Linked DNA regions of Homo sapiens: regions 1 and 3 are each linked to region 2. Evidence: chromatin contacts called from ENCODE Hi-C or POLR2A ChIA-PET data. All regions are on one chromosome and are shown on one strand. Each heading gives the region's core, a stretch centred on a gene start or an enhancer-like site at or near the end of the contact. The rest is flanking DNA. Distances are from core to core; before and after follow the strand shown. Region 1 has its middle 28 kb from the start of TMEM30B. Region 2 holds the start of SIX1 (SIX homeobox 1). Region 3 has its middle 100 kb from the start of TMEM30B.

Region 1 (3,470 bases), core at 99-2,598, 600 kb after region 2:
AAAATGACCTACTGTTCCATTCATGTTGTTGAAAATGGTGGGATCTCTTTCTTTCTTATGGCTGAATGGTATTCCATTGCATATATATGCCACATTTTCTTTATCTGTTCATCTGTGGATGGACACTCAGGTTGCTTCCAAATCTTGGCTATTGTGAACAGTGCTGCAACAAATATGGGAGTGCAGATATCTCTTGGACATACTGATTTCCTTTCCTTTGGGTACATACCCAGCAGTGGGATTGCTGGACCATAGGGTAGCTCTATTTTTAGTTTTTTGAGGAACACTAAATCATTCTGTAAAGTGGTCGTACTAATTAACATTCCCAACAAAACTGTATAAGGGTCTTTTTTTTTTTTTTATTTGTTTTGAGATGGAGTTTCGCTCTGTCGCCCAGGCTGGAGTACAGTGGCACAATCTTGGCTCACTGTAACCTCCACCTACTGACTTCAAGCAATTCTCCTGCCTCAGCCTCCTGAGTAGCTGGGATTACAGGTGCACGCCACCACGCCCAGCTAATTTCTGTATTTTTAGTAGAGACAGGGTTTCACCATGTTGGTCAGGCTGGTCGCGAACTCCTGACCTCGTGATCTGCCTGCCTCAGCCTCCCAAAGTGCTGGGATTACAGGCATGAGCCACCGTGCCCAGCCGAGGGTCTTATTTTTAACATGTCTTTTTTGATCCAGCTCCATCCTCACCAGATTGCTTCCCTCAGTATGGAAACCCATGCCTGCCTCCCTTGGTGTCATATCAGAACTTGGCCGTGGGGCAGCATGATTCCTCGTTGGTCTGTCCTGTGGCTTCAGGAGAAGGCCTTGCTCTGTGGGGAGGAAGGAAGACCGTGACTTTCTCCAGCACACCTTTCCCATGCACCCACAGATTTGGGATCTGGTCTCAACAACCCATGTGAATTTGCTCTGAGTTCCTGACAGAGGAAGCTGCTAAAGTTAAGAACTAACTTCCACCCTTAGTGGACAATCACTTGAGATGCACCAAGGGTTGGACCACCTTGCTCTGCCAAGGTCAGAGCACTCACTGAGGCCAAGCTCCACTCTGGGATGAGATATCTGGCTGAGAGTGGCCTGGACAAATGGAAACAGAGGCAACGTGACTTCCCCTTTCCCTATTTGCACAGCTTGATAATGACACACAGAAAGGAGACACAGTGTATATGTAAGTTTAACAGCACAAGTAAAACTAATAATTTTCCAATAAGAAGTGACCAATTTATTCAAAATTTGAGAAGTTTAAAGTACAGACTTGAAGCCTACTGTTCAAACACAGTCATTATTAAAGTATACATTTCTCAAACATTGCAATCCCACCTCCAAAGCCACAGATTCTTTTCTCCTTAGTCTCTCAGGCCTGAAAGTCTTTGTCCGTATTTCTTCATTCTGCAGCCTGACGGTCACGCCCCTGGTACTGAATACACACACACAAGCAAGGGACTCTTCTGAGCGTATGGTGGGCAAGAGAGACCTCTGCTGGATGAATGATGGCAAACAAGCGCTGCTCGGCCTTAGCAGAAAAACAAGAAACAGTTTTTACAGTGGTGCTTTTGGAGGAGGAGAAAAATTGTTTTTGTTTTAAAATCACCTTTTAAACTCTATGAGATTAAAAACCAACCCCATAATATATGTTTTTTTAGGTTTCTAGAAACACCGTTTGTGGACTGTGCCATTTCTACAGCCCTTTAATACTTATGTTAAGCAATTTTTTAAGAGCTCCGTATATTCTGCACCCAGGTTCTAAGAGCAGCTTAACTGCCTAATAGCTGGACTGTTTCTTTTCTAATTGCCTGCCAGTGTTGCACATTTTCTGTGCACAGGCAGGGATGCGTGAGGCATGATTCTCATAGACCCAAAATCAGGATGGACTTCAAGACTGAGTTTTCAGAACTCCTGGGGAAAGGAGATGTGTTTGAGATAGGTCAGCAGGGGACAAAAGCATTCAAAGAAAACTTGGCACACCTTGCCAGACTTTTCCCCTTGGCTGCATATTTTCAGAATCCTTAGGTCCTTCACTGGGGTGGGGGGCAGGGAGAGTGAGTGCTTTTGAAAAGAGGAAGTTCCCTTGCACACAGCATATATCCTGATGCATTAAAATATGCTCAAGTTTGCAGTGTCCTCTTTACACACTGTGTTTCAGGGGCACAGCAAAGGCAGAGCTTGGTGGTTCAACTCTCTGCCTCTCATATAATGCCTAATTATACTGGTTTCTAATCTGACTCTGCCTAATTAGGCAACGGTGCGCAAGTTTTCCAAATTTCCTAAGCCTCGGTTTCCTCCTCTGCAAAATTGGATTGGTTGTAGTGTCCACTGCAAAGTGTTACTAGGAGAGTTTGATGAGATAATATATGGTCAGTGCTTAGCATAGTGGTGGCTGGCCTATAGTAAATGTTCAATGAACACAGGTATAATTATTAAAGGTGAGGTAAACACGTACACAAATGTTTGTGTACATGTTTCCTTCCTTCTTCCCTCCCTCCCTCCTCCCTCCCTCCCTCCCTCCCTCCCTCCCTCCCTTCCTTCCTTCCTTCCTTTCTTCTTTCAACAAATATTTATAGAGTTTCTACTATGTCGAAACTCTATGCGAGACATTGAGGAGTATAAAAAGCTGAAAAAGTTATGTTTCTATTCTCAGAGAGCTTTCAGTCTCTCTCATGTTTTATCATTTGGATATAGATCAGTGATTCTAAAAGCTGTTTGCTAACATCCCAGAATGGCCTTAGAAGAAAATTCCCCAAATTCTCAGGAAAATAAATAACAAGCTTTTACCTGAAATATTGATTTATGCCTTTCCAATCTTAAAAGACAGAAAAAGTCGTGATAAAAATCATGCTAGACCAGGCACGGTGGCTCATGCTTGTAATCTCAGCACTTTGGGAGGCCAAGGTAGGAGGATTGCTTGAGCTTAGGAGTTTGAGACCAGCCTGGGCAACATAGGGAGACTTCCATCTCTACAAAAAAATGTTTTTAATTAGCCGGGTGTGGTGGTGTAAGCCTGTAGTCCCAGCTACTCGGGAGGCTGAGACGGGAGAATCACTTGAGCTCGGGAGGTAGAGGCTGCAGTGAGCTGTGATTACACCACTGCACTCCATCCCGGTGACAGACCCTGTTTAAAAAACAAAACAAAATAAAACAAAACAAACAAACAAACATAAAAACCTACTAAAAGATTGGCAATCATAGATGTCAATTTTTGAGAGGAAAGTTGTTGGTAGGCAAGCCTTTAATTTTGGGCAAGAATAAAAGCAAGTTGATTTTAAGGTTTCCCTGGCTGTATGAATATTTCTTCCAAAGGACATGGTCAGAAATCTCCAGGGAATTTCAAATCTCTTTTCTAGGGAGAATCCAATTTTTCTGGTGTAGACCAGCATCGCCAAACCATCATCAGTGCAGCATGGCTTCCTCCTTCATTCCTCCTTCACCAGCTCTGTACTGCCGCCTGCCAGGTTCCAGGAAGGGCGG
Region 2 (3,695 bases), core at 793-3,292:
CGGGCACTCGGTACCGGTTAACTTCAGGATTTCGCTTCCCTCGCCGCTTCCGCCTTCCGAGTGCTCGTCAGTCCTCCCGACTCCTAGCGCCTGTCTGTCTCCTTTCTTTCCCCTTATCCTCACAGTCTCTGTCTCCCGACAAGCCCATTTCAGCAGAATTTATCCTGGCTCTGGTTTTCCACCAAGACAAGAAAGGGAGCAAGATCTTCGGCCCCTAGTCTTGGAAGCGAACAAAGGAAAACCTAACCGGCCCCTGCGCTCAGGTTTTCCCCCAAACTCTTTGGCTTCGCGGAGCGCTCTCCCCGCCACAGCCACCTCCCCACCGTCCTTCTGAATCTCTGTCCGAAACGCTATAGAGAACAGAAGGAGCCTGCCCAGGTGGCCGAAGGTGTTGCCCCGAGGTGGGGGAAAGTAGAGACCAATTTTTAAAATATTGCCTTGTGAGCTCCAGTGCGAGAGAGGGCTGCGACTGGAGACCCTTTCCTCGTCTGGGCATGCGGCGCGGTCAGCCAGACCGACGGGCTGCAGTGCCGGGCCACGCGCGAGCGAGCACGGCGAGGATCAACCCTTTCTTAATTTGGGGCGCCGGGGAGTAAATGCAGCGCCAACTCTCCCCAAAGCTCTCTTTTTGTTGTATCTTTAAAAGTCTCCTCCATTTGTCCAGCTAGTGAGAAATGAAGCAGGCTACCTCTAAACCAAAAGACTATCAAGAGAGAGCTGTGGAGAACCAGGCGGGAGTGGGGGCAGAGCCAATGTCTCAGGCCAGCTTCACCCCTCTGGGGAGCAAGAGGAGAGAGGTTCGCGAACCTCAGCTCCCACCAAACCCCTTTCCTTGCGACACCAATCAACATTTCACTGCCCGTTGATTTAGAAACTCACTCTCCACCCACCACTCATAGCCGCGGCCAGCCAGGGAGGCATAAAGACCAAATCTAGCGCCAATATTTCCCGACACTCACATCCCAGAGAAACCCACGCGCGGGTGCTCAAAGCAAATGAGGCCCCATCCTTAGCAAGGAACCTCAGAGTTCATGAACTTTCGCTGCAGCGCCGCGGAGGGCCTGCGCGCCGCCCCGTGGACGGGCTCCGGCCGGCGGGGAGGACTTGGTGGCTGGTGCCTGCGGGGGCGGGAGGGGGCGGAGGAGAAAGGACGGCTTCCTAGGGTCGCCCGAGTCGCGGGAAGCACGCCGCGTACCTTTCCTTGGCCTCCGCGGCCCGGTCTCTTTGCCTCCGGTTCTTAAACCAGTTGCTGACCTGGGTGGTGGTGAGGCCGGTGGCCTCGGCCAGCTCCCGCTTCTCACGCGGCGATGGGTAGGGATTGTGCGCGTACCACTCCCGCAGGACACCCCTCGACTTCTCCTTGAAGCAGTAGCTGGTCTCCTCGCCGTCCCAGATGGTGCGCGGCAGTGGAAATTTTCGGCGCACCCGATATTTGCCCACGGCGCCCAGGGGTCGGCCGCGCAGCTTCTCGGCCTCCACGTAATGCGCCTTCAGCCACAGTTGCTGCAGTTTGGGGTGGTTGTGAGGCGAGAACTGGTGGCTCTCCAGGATCTTGTAGAGCTCACGGAAGTTGCCGCGGTGGAAGGCGACCACCGCCTTGGCCTTGAGTACGCTCTCGTTCTTGTGCAGGTGGTCGCAGGCGGGCAGTGACCACAGGAACCTGCCCAGGCGCTCCAGGTTTCCGCCTTGCTGCAGAACCTCGCACACGCACGCCACTTGCTCCTGCGTAAAGCCAAACGACGGCAGCATCGACATGGCTGGGGCCTGCCGGGGCGCACGGCCCAGGCGCACGCGGCAGGGAGCAGAGCCGAGAGGCAGGGGGCGGCGGCCGCAGGGAGGGGGGCGCGGCTGTTCCTAACCTCCTCCTTAGGCTTTGCAAAGGCGAAAACCGGAGTCGGAACTTGGCGGTGGGCGGCCAAGGAAGAGAAGGCGGAGGAGTAGGGGAGGTTCTGGACACGGAACGGCCGGCGCACTCAGTAGCCTTTAAGGCCTTGCTGCCTCCGACCTCCCGCCCGGTGGATGCTGCTAGTTGCCGGGGAACTTGGTTTCTGTTCTCCCCGCAGCGGCCTTAAAGCGCGCAGCGTCCCCGGCACGCTGATTGGCTGCCGGCGGCGCCTATCCGGGGCTGGCCAGCCAGCGCGCCGCCCGGCTGGGCAGAGAGGCCGCACCGCCCAGAGCGGGGAGGGCGAGGCTGCGGAGCTGGGGGTTGGGGGTGTTGCCGGGGCTGCGCGGGTAGGGAGTGGTGGGAGGAGAAGGAAGAGGAAAGGTGGGAAGCCAGTTGGGGTCTGAGGGAGCTGCGCTGCGGAGGTGTGGGGAGGTAGGGAGTGGGTGAGCGCGTCAGGACCCTGCAACGCGGGACCCGTCGCCAGTATCACCTAAGGGGAGTCGCGCACAACTCCGCACAAATCAATGACTCCAAACCTTAATTCCTCCCCTCTCCCTCCGTACTCTTGTCCTCATCCCTTGCAGACTTGCCCTCTCCCGGTGAGCTCATATTTAATTACTTTAATGTTGGAATGAATAAATAATGGATTGATGAATAGCTTATGGAACGCGATAAATAATTCAAGAGCAGACCAGGGTCCGCGCATGCAGCCTCTGGAAGAGTGGCTTCGGGTTGGCTTCAGCTCGAGGAGTCCAACCCTATTTCCTCCTCCCTCCCCCCACCAACTACCACTGTCCTCCCCCCACTGCTGCACACCACCCTCCAAAGGGCACAAGTACTCCCAGTCGGACAGCGTTTCCCTCGTTCACAAAAGACCTCCATGATTTGAGACCAGGCAGAGAGCTGTTTAGAGCATACTTGCTGAGCACCTAGAGACTCCGAGCGTTCATTTGTGATTTGGTATCTTAATGTTCTGCGATTGAAACCAGCAGGTTCCTGAAGCTTCTGGACTCAATTTCCCCATCTGTGCGGTTGTGTTTTGCAGTGCCACCTCTGCTACTGAGGAATGCCGAGAGGCTTTACTTGCTATTAGCAAAAATGCTTTGGGAACCTCGTACGAAAGGCGCTGGATGTGGTGTAAATTAAATAAAACTGTGCCCGGCTCCAATAACCGTCCGGTTGTAATATAATCCTTACCCTGCTCTGAGAGGGACACTGCCCTCAAAGCGAGAACGACAGCGGCTCCAAGAAGATTAAATAAAGAGGTGTGTGTGTGTGTGTGTGTGTGTGTATGTGTGTGTGTGTGTGTGTTGCAATGCTGGCCTATTTTGCTGCCAGGGAATGAGAGATGCACTGCAATTTAAGTCCCATCATCTGCTGTTTTGTTTATGTGTGGAGAATGCTTAGTAAAACTGCACAAACAAGTGAAGTTGTAATTATCTTAAGCCTCATTTGCACACCTAGTTCCAAAGCAATAATTAAAAGGATTTTGAAAACAATTAGCCTCTCTAAACAAAGATAATCTATTGTCAGTAGCTGAGACTAGCAGGAGATAAGAACAATGCGTGGAGATAAGGGAAGCCAAATGGTGGAAGGAGAGTGACTTTATGACTATACTTATCTCTGATTAGATAAGTTCAAAACAGAATTCTAAGTACACTTCAAAAATGCTTTTGATTTCAATGTGCCCTCTTAGTGAGTGGTGAAGAACAAACTGTAGGCTCCTTAAACTGGCTTGTCTTCTTCAAATATGTTTTGATTCCTTTAGCCAAAGAGCCCAGCACTACAGAACCTTTTGCATATTGAGATG
Region 3 (3,754 bases), core at 1,127-3,626, 530 kb after region 2:
TTTCTCTTTGTGAGCGAGGTTGCCCTTATTTTTCACCACCTAGTTTTCGGTTTCAACAATGCTCATCTTTCCATCTCTTCTATGTCTTCATGCCTTTTTTTTTTTTTTTTTTTTTTTTTTTTTTTTTTTGAGACGGAGTCTTGCTCTGTCACCAGGCTGGAGGGGTGCAGTGGTGCAATCTCAGCTCACTGCAACCTCCGCCTCCCAGGTTCAAGCGATTCTCCTGCCTCAGCCTCCCCAAGTAGCTGGGACTACAGGCACTTGCCACCATGCCCAGCTAATTTTTGTATTTTTAGTAGAGATGGGGTTTCACCATGTTGGCCAGGATGGTCTCGATCTCTTGACCTCGCCTATAATCCCAGCACTTTGGGTGTCCAAGGTGGGTGGATCATGCCTTATTCTTATTGATTTCTCAGCACTTGAACTTATTCCATCCACAGACATTTCTTTTATTTCTATGGTCTGTTGCTTGGGAGATAGCATAGGTTCTCTTGATTCTCTCAAAATGCTTTACTTCAATTTCCCCCCTCAATACACAAAGCTTTTCTTTCCCATGCCCTGCTTGTGATGCTTAGACATGTTGGAGATGTTGAATGAATTCTTTTTAATACACAACACTTTACAAATGTGAAAGAATAGGAAAATATAACCTCGTAGGATGACCCAGTTGGTTGTGATAAGTAGATTAGTTAGAATAACACATCTGCAAGGTAGTAGGGCAGATGCGTGGAATATGTGCATGTGGCATTTTGTGAATCCTGACAAGACTCAGTTCAGCTGGGTGCCATCTTCTATGTTAATCTAGTTTTCTCTTGCAGATAAAATTGCCTATGAGAAACTTGAATTATGTTCACATTGTCCCCAATACTTTAATTCAATCACAATAAATTCACATTTTAAAAACAAGTGTTAATAACCAACTGTATATGTACCTCTGTTCATGTATTTTCTCATTTGATCATGTTAATAATTCTGGGAGGTAGATAGGAAAGTTAATATTCCCATTACACGGATGGAAAAAACTGACTCTGAGGAATGTCCCACAGCTTGGAAATGAGTCTGGAAATACCAGAAGTTAAGATAAGAGCTCTGACCACGTTTAAGTCCCTGTTCCTACTAGTTCCTAAAGCCAGTTCAACTCACTGTCTTCTGCAAGTTGGGTGTTGTGAGCCAAGGAATTTTCTTCTTTTGCTTAAAGTAGTTTGAGGTGGGTTTTTGGGTTGTTTTGTTTTGTTTTGTTTTGTTTGAGACAGAGTTTCACTCTTGTCACCCAGGCTGGAGTGCAGTGGCACTATCTCGGCTCACTGCAACCTCTACCTCCCGGGTTCAAGTGATTCTCCTGCCTCAGCCTCCCAAGTAGCTGGTATTACAGGCGCCCACCAGCACGCCCGGCTGATTTTTGTATTTTTAGTAGAGACAGGGTTTCACCATGTTGGCCAGGCTAGTCTCGAACTCCTGACCTCAGGTGATCCACCCGCCTCAGCCTCCCAAAGTGCTGGAATTACAGGCATGAGCCACCGCGCCTGGCCTCCAGGTGGGTTTTTTGAGTAATGCAGAGCCTCAGTGAATATGGGGTTACCTAGGTAATATTCAAATTCTCTACCAGCTCTGACTTTCTGCCACGTTTTGATTTTTAAACTAACTCTCTTCAGGTAGAGGGCACTGTAAACTTCAAGGTTTGCCTTTGAAACAGGAGGCTCTGCCTGTGCCGTGCTGTGCTGCAGGCACAGGATAAAGGAAAATTGTTCCTTCATCCCCTGGGTGCTGGCGGAGAAAGTCCCCGGTCAGAGAAGCTGGGAACTTTCTTTTGGAGGGGATTGGCTAGGTTTGCACCCATTTAGACATGGCCTTTTCTAAAGACAGTGACCCTTCACTGTTCCTGTCACTGCCATTGCGATCTGTGTCATCAGCCTTGCTCACCGGCAGAGCAGATGCTCTGGGTGTAGTGGATCCTCCTCTTTCCCCTAGTCCTGTGGTGTCCCGACTGCTCCCAGTCAAACCCAGCCGAGTGACAGGAAGGGATTCCAACATTGGGCTCAAGCATGACTACTCCTGCTGCTGCTCTTCAGTGAGCACCCCTCCGTGCCCTGGGCCTCTGAGAAGCACTTCACATATTCATTCATTACTTTCACTGGTATTTGTTGAGAGCCCATCATGTGCCAGGATGATTCTTTTTTGTGTGGTTTATTTCATTTACTTCCTACAATTGGAATGCCCAAACAGACTGGCTCCAAGCCCACGCGCCTACCCCTGTGCCTTTCTGCTTCTCTCATTCAAGGTTGCTAGACACTCAGTCTGCCCCAATCATTTTCCTACTTACTGGAGACCTGAAAAACTTGTCAATGACCTTCCCATGACCGGGATAACAATTTCTAAACTTGTCACTGCCTGTTATGTGTGGGTACAGATGTATTTCCCTTCCACTTTGATAGCATATGCATGAGTGTCACCTTTGTGCAGGTTTTGATGAGCTTTAGGCTCCCTTCCTCCCCCCGCCCCTTCCTGTCTTTCTTTCTTTCTTATTTTCAAATTCATGCACTGGGACCTGCTCTACAAACTTGAGAGAAAAAGTGAAAGAACAAAGAAGGCAGAGCAATCTAAATACCGAAAGTGTTTTTTTTTTTTTTAAACTTCATGAATGGGGCCTTTGAACTCGCCAGCCATAGCTCCTTCCTAACCTGTACCTTTCATGTCCTGTTTCCAGCTGGCATGGAAAATCTGAGGTGCCCTGGTCCTGAGCCTGTGCTGAAACCTGGCCGTGGGTTGTGTCTCTCATTCCTCCATCAGCAGTGGCAGCCACAGTTGCTGGAGCGGAGGTGAGCCAGGCACTTCCTGCCAGGCGCTAAAGTCCATTGCAACAGTCACAGAACCAAGCTGGGAAGGGAAACAAGCCTGCATGAGCCTTTGCCCAATGTGCCCAAGGACAGCCACAACAAAAAAGGACGAGGAGAAATTCTTGCATCCAGTGGGCATGGGGCTGGGGAGGAAGGGGGTGTTTCTGGGTGCTGGGACTTTCTGCCATGACTATAACCCAGGTTCTCAGCACAAGGGATGTGATTCATGGCCAAGAAATTCCCCATGGCCTTGGATGACATTTACATTGATTACTTCTGAGTCACATTTCTGGGAGAATATTTTTTTTTTCTCACCAAAGGCAAACTGAAGGGAAAATGGCATGGATAGTGGTTTGGAGACAACAGAGGAAATGGGGTCACTTGTGTTATTAGTAGAAGAGTTAAAGACATGCAAGAATGGAAAGAAAAACAAGGCCAAAAAGAAAGGACATTAAGAGGTGGGAATCATCTCCGAGTGGAATGAGGAGAATTGAGGTCTCAGGATTTGTAGTTTCATAACTCTGGGGATGAAGGGATGGGGGCAGCCGAAATGGACTCTGCCCTTTTGTCTCTTGTAACGACAGAAATTTAGAATGTAAGAGTTGGGGCCATCACTCACGCATTTATTTCACAAGTATTTGTTGAGCACCTTTGGTCTTCCAGATTCTAGGCACGGGAGATGTAGTGGGGGAACAATGTAAAGTCCTGCCCTGGTGGCATTTATCTCAGTGGAAGAGAAAGACAACAAAGGAATGGCCAATCAAATGGTACATTTTAATTCGACCCTTTTGACTTATTAACAGAAATGCAACAGATCCAGGATGGTGAGAACATGCACACTTTGCTGCACCAGGGGGGAGGACAAAGGAATGTGACTCGTCAGTGGCACTGGACTTCAGCAGTTCAAAGGGTTGTCTTGG

Evidence for each region. Hi-C counts contacts between places; a loop is a spot of excess contacts on that map. ChIA-PET counts read pairs that join two places held with the same protein, here RNA polymerase II (POLR2A). Pooled maps may share reads with other maps.
Region 1: a loop to region 2 is called in a map of PC-3, with 4 times the contacts of the local background. The contact joins the enhancer-like site here to the promoter of SIX1 in region 2. A Hi-C loop is called at or near these places in 19 of 168 maps with a recorded cell type or tissue (GM11168, GM13976, GM13977 and 14 more), 10 of 37 single-sample maps with no recorded cell type and 17 of 50 pooled maps. POLR2A ChIA-PET finds 5 or more read pairs at or near these places in 9 of 52 experiments (AG04449, AG04450, BJ and 6 more).
Region 3: a map of PC-9 shows a loop between it and region 2 (3-fold over the local background). The contact joins the enhancer-like site here to the promoter of SIX1 in region 2. A Hi-C loop is called at or near these places in 5 of 168 maps with a recorded cell type or tissue (PC-9, adrenal gland, chondrocyte and 2 more), 5 of 37 single-sample maps with no recorded cell type and 10 of 50 pooled maps. POLR2A ChIA-PET finds 5 or more read pairs at or near these places in 4 of 52 experiments (PC-9, activated CD4-positive, alpha-beta T cell, activated CD8-positive, alpha-beta memory T cell and 1 more).

Annotation. Positions count from the first base shown.
Region 1 is chr14:61,251,488-61,254,957 of GRCh38, forward strand. It overlaps a transcript of PRKCH not described here. Among named protein-coding and RNA genes, the nearest start is that of TMEM30B, 28 kb to the right of the region's middle. RefSeq lists enhancers at 3,282-3,470, 3,456-3,470. Within about 2 kb of position 1,349, at least 5 of the 41 ENCODE cell types and tissues checked have a DNase peak (open chromatin) inside an H3K27ac peak, as active enhancers do; they include OCI-LY7, PC-3, PC-9 and 2 more, where a contact is called at or near this core.
Region 2 is chr14:60,647,435-60,651,129 of GRCh38, forward strand. SIX1 (SIX homeobox 1) reads right to left here and starts at 2,043. Exons shown (of 2, transcript NM_005982.4): 1 at 1,196-2,043. The coding sequence starts at 1,755. It overlaps MIR9718 (microRNA 9718), which reads left to right and starts at 1,214; the gene lies at 1,214-1,277. RefSeq lists enhancers at 1-84, 85-706, 707-1,328, 1,329-1,949 and a silencer at 1,960-2,199.
Region 3 is chr14:61,175,800-61,179,553 of GRCh38, forward strand. No RefSeq gene overlaps it. Among named protein-coding and RNA genes, the nearest start is that of TMEM30B, 100 kb to the right of the region's middle. RefSeq lists enhancers at 1,854-2,355, 2,470-3,669. Within about 2 kb of position 2,377, at least 10 of the 41 ENCODE cell types and tissues checked have a DNase peak (open chromatin) inside an H3K27ac peak, as active enhancers do; they include PC-9, adrenal gland and endothelial cell of umbilical vein, where a contact is called at or near this core.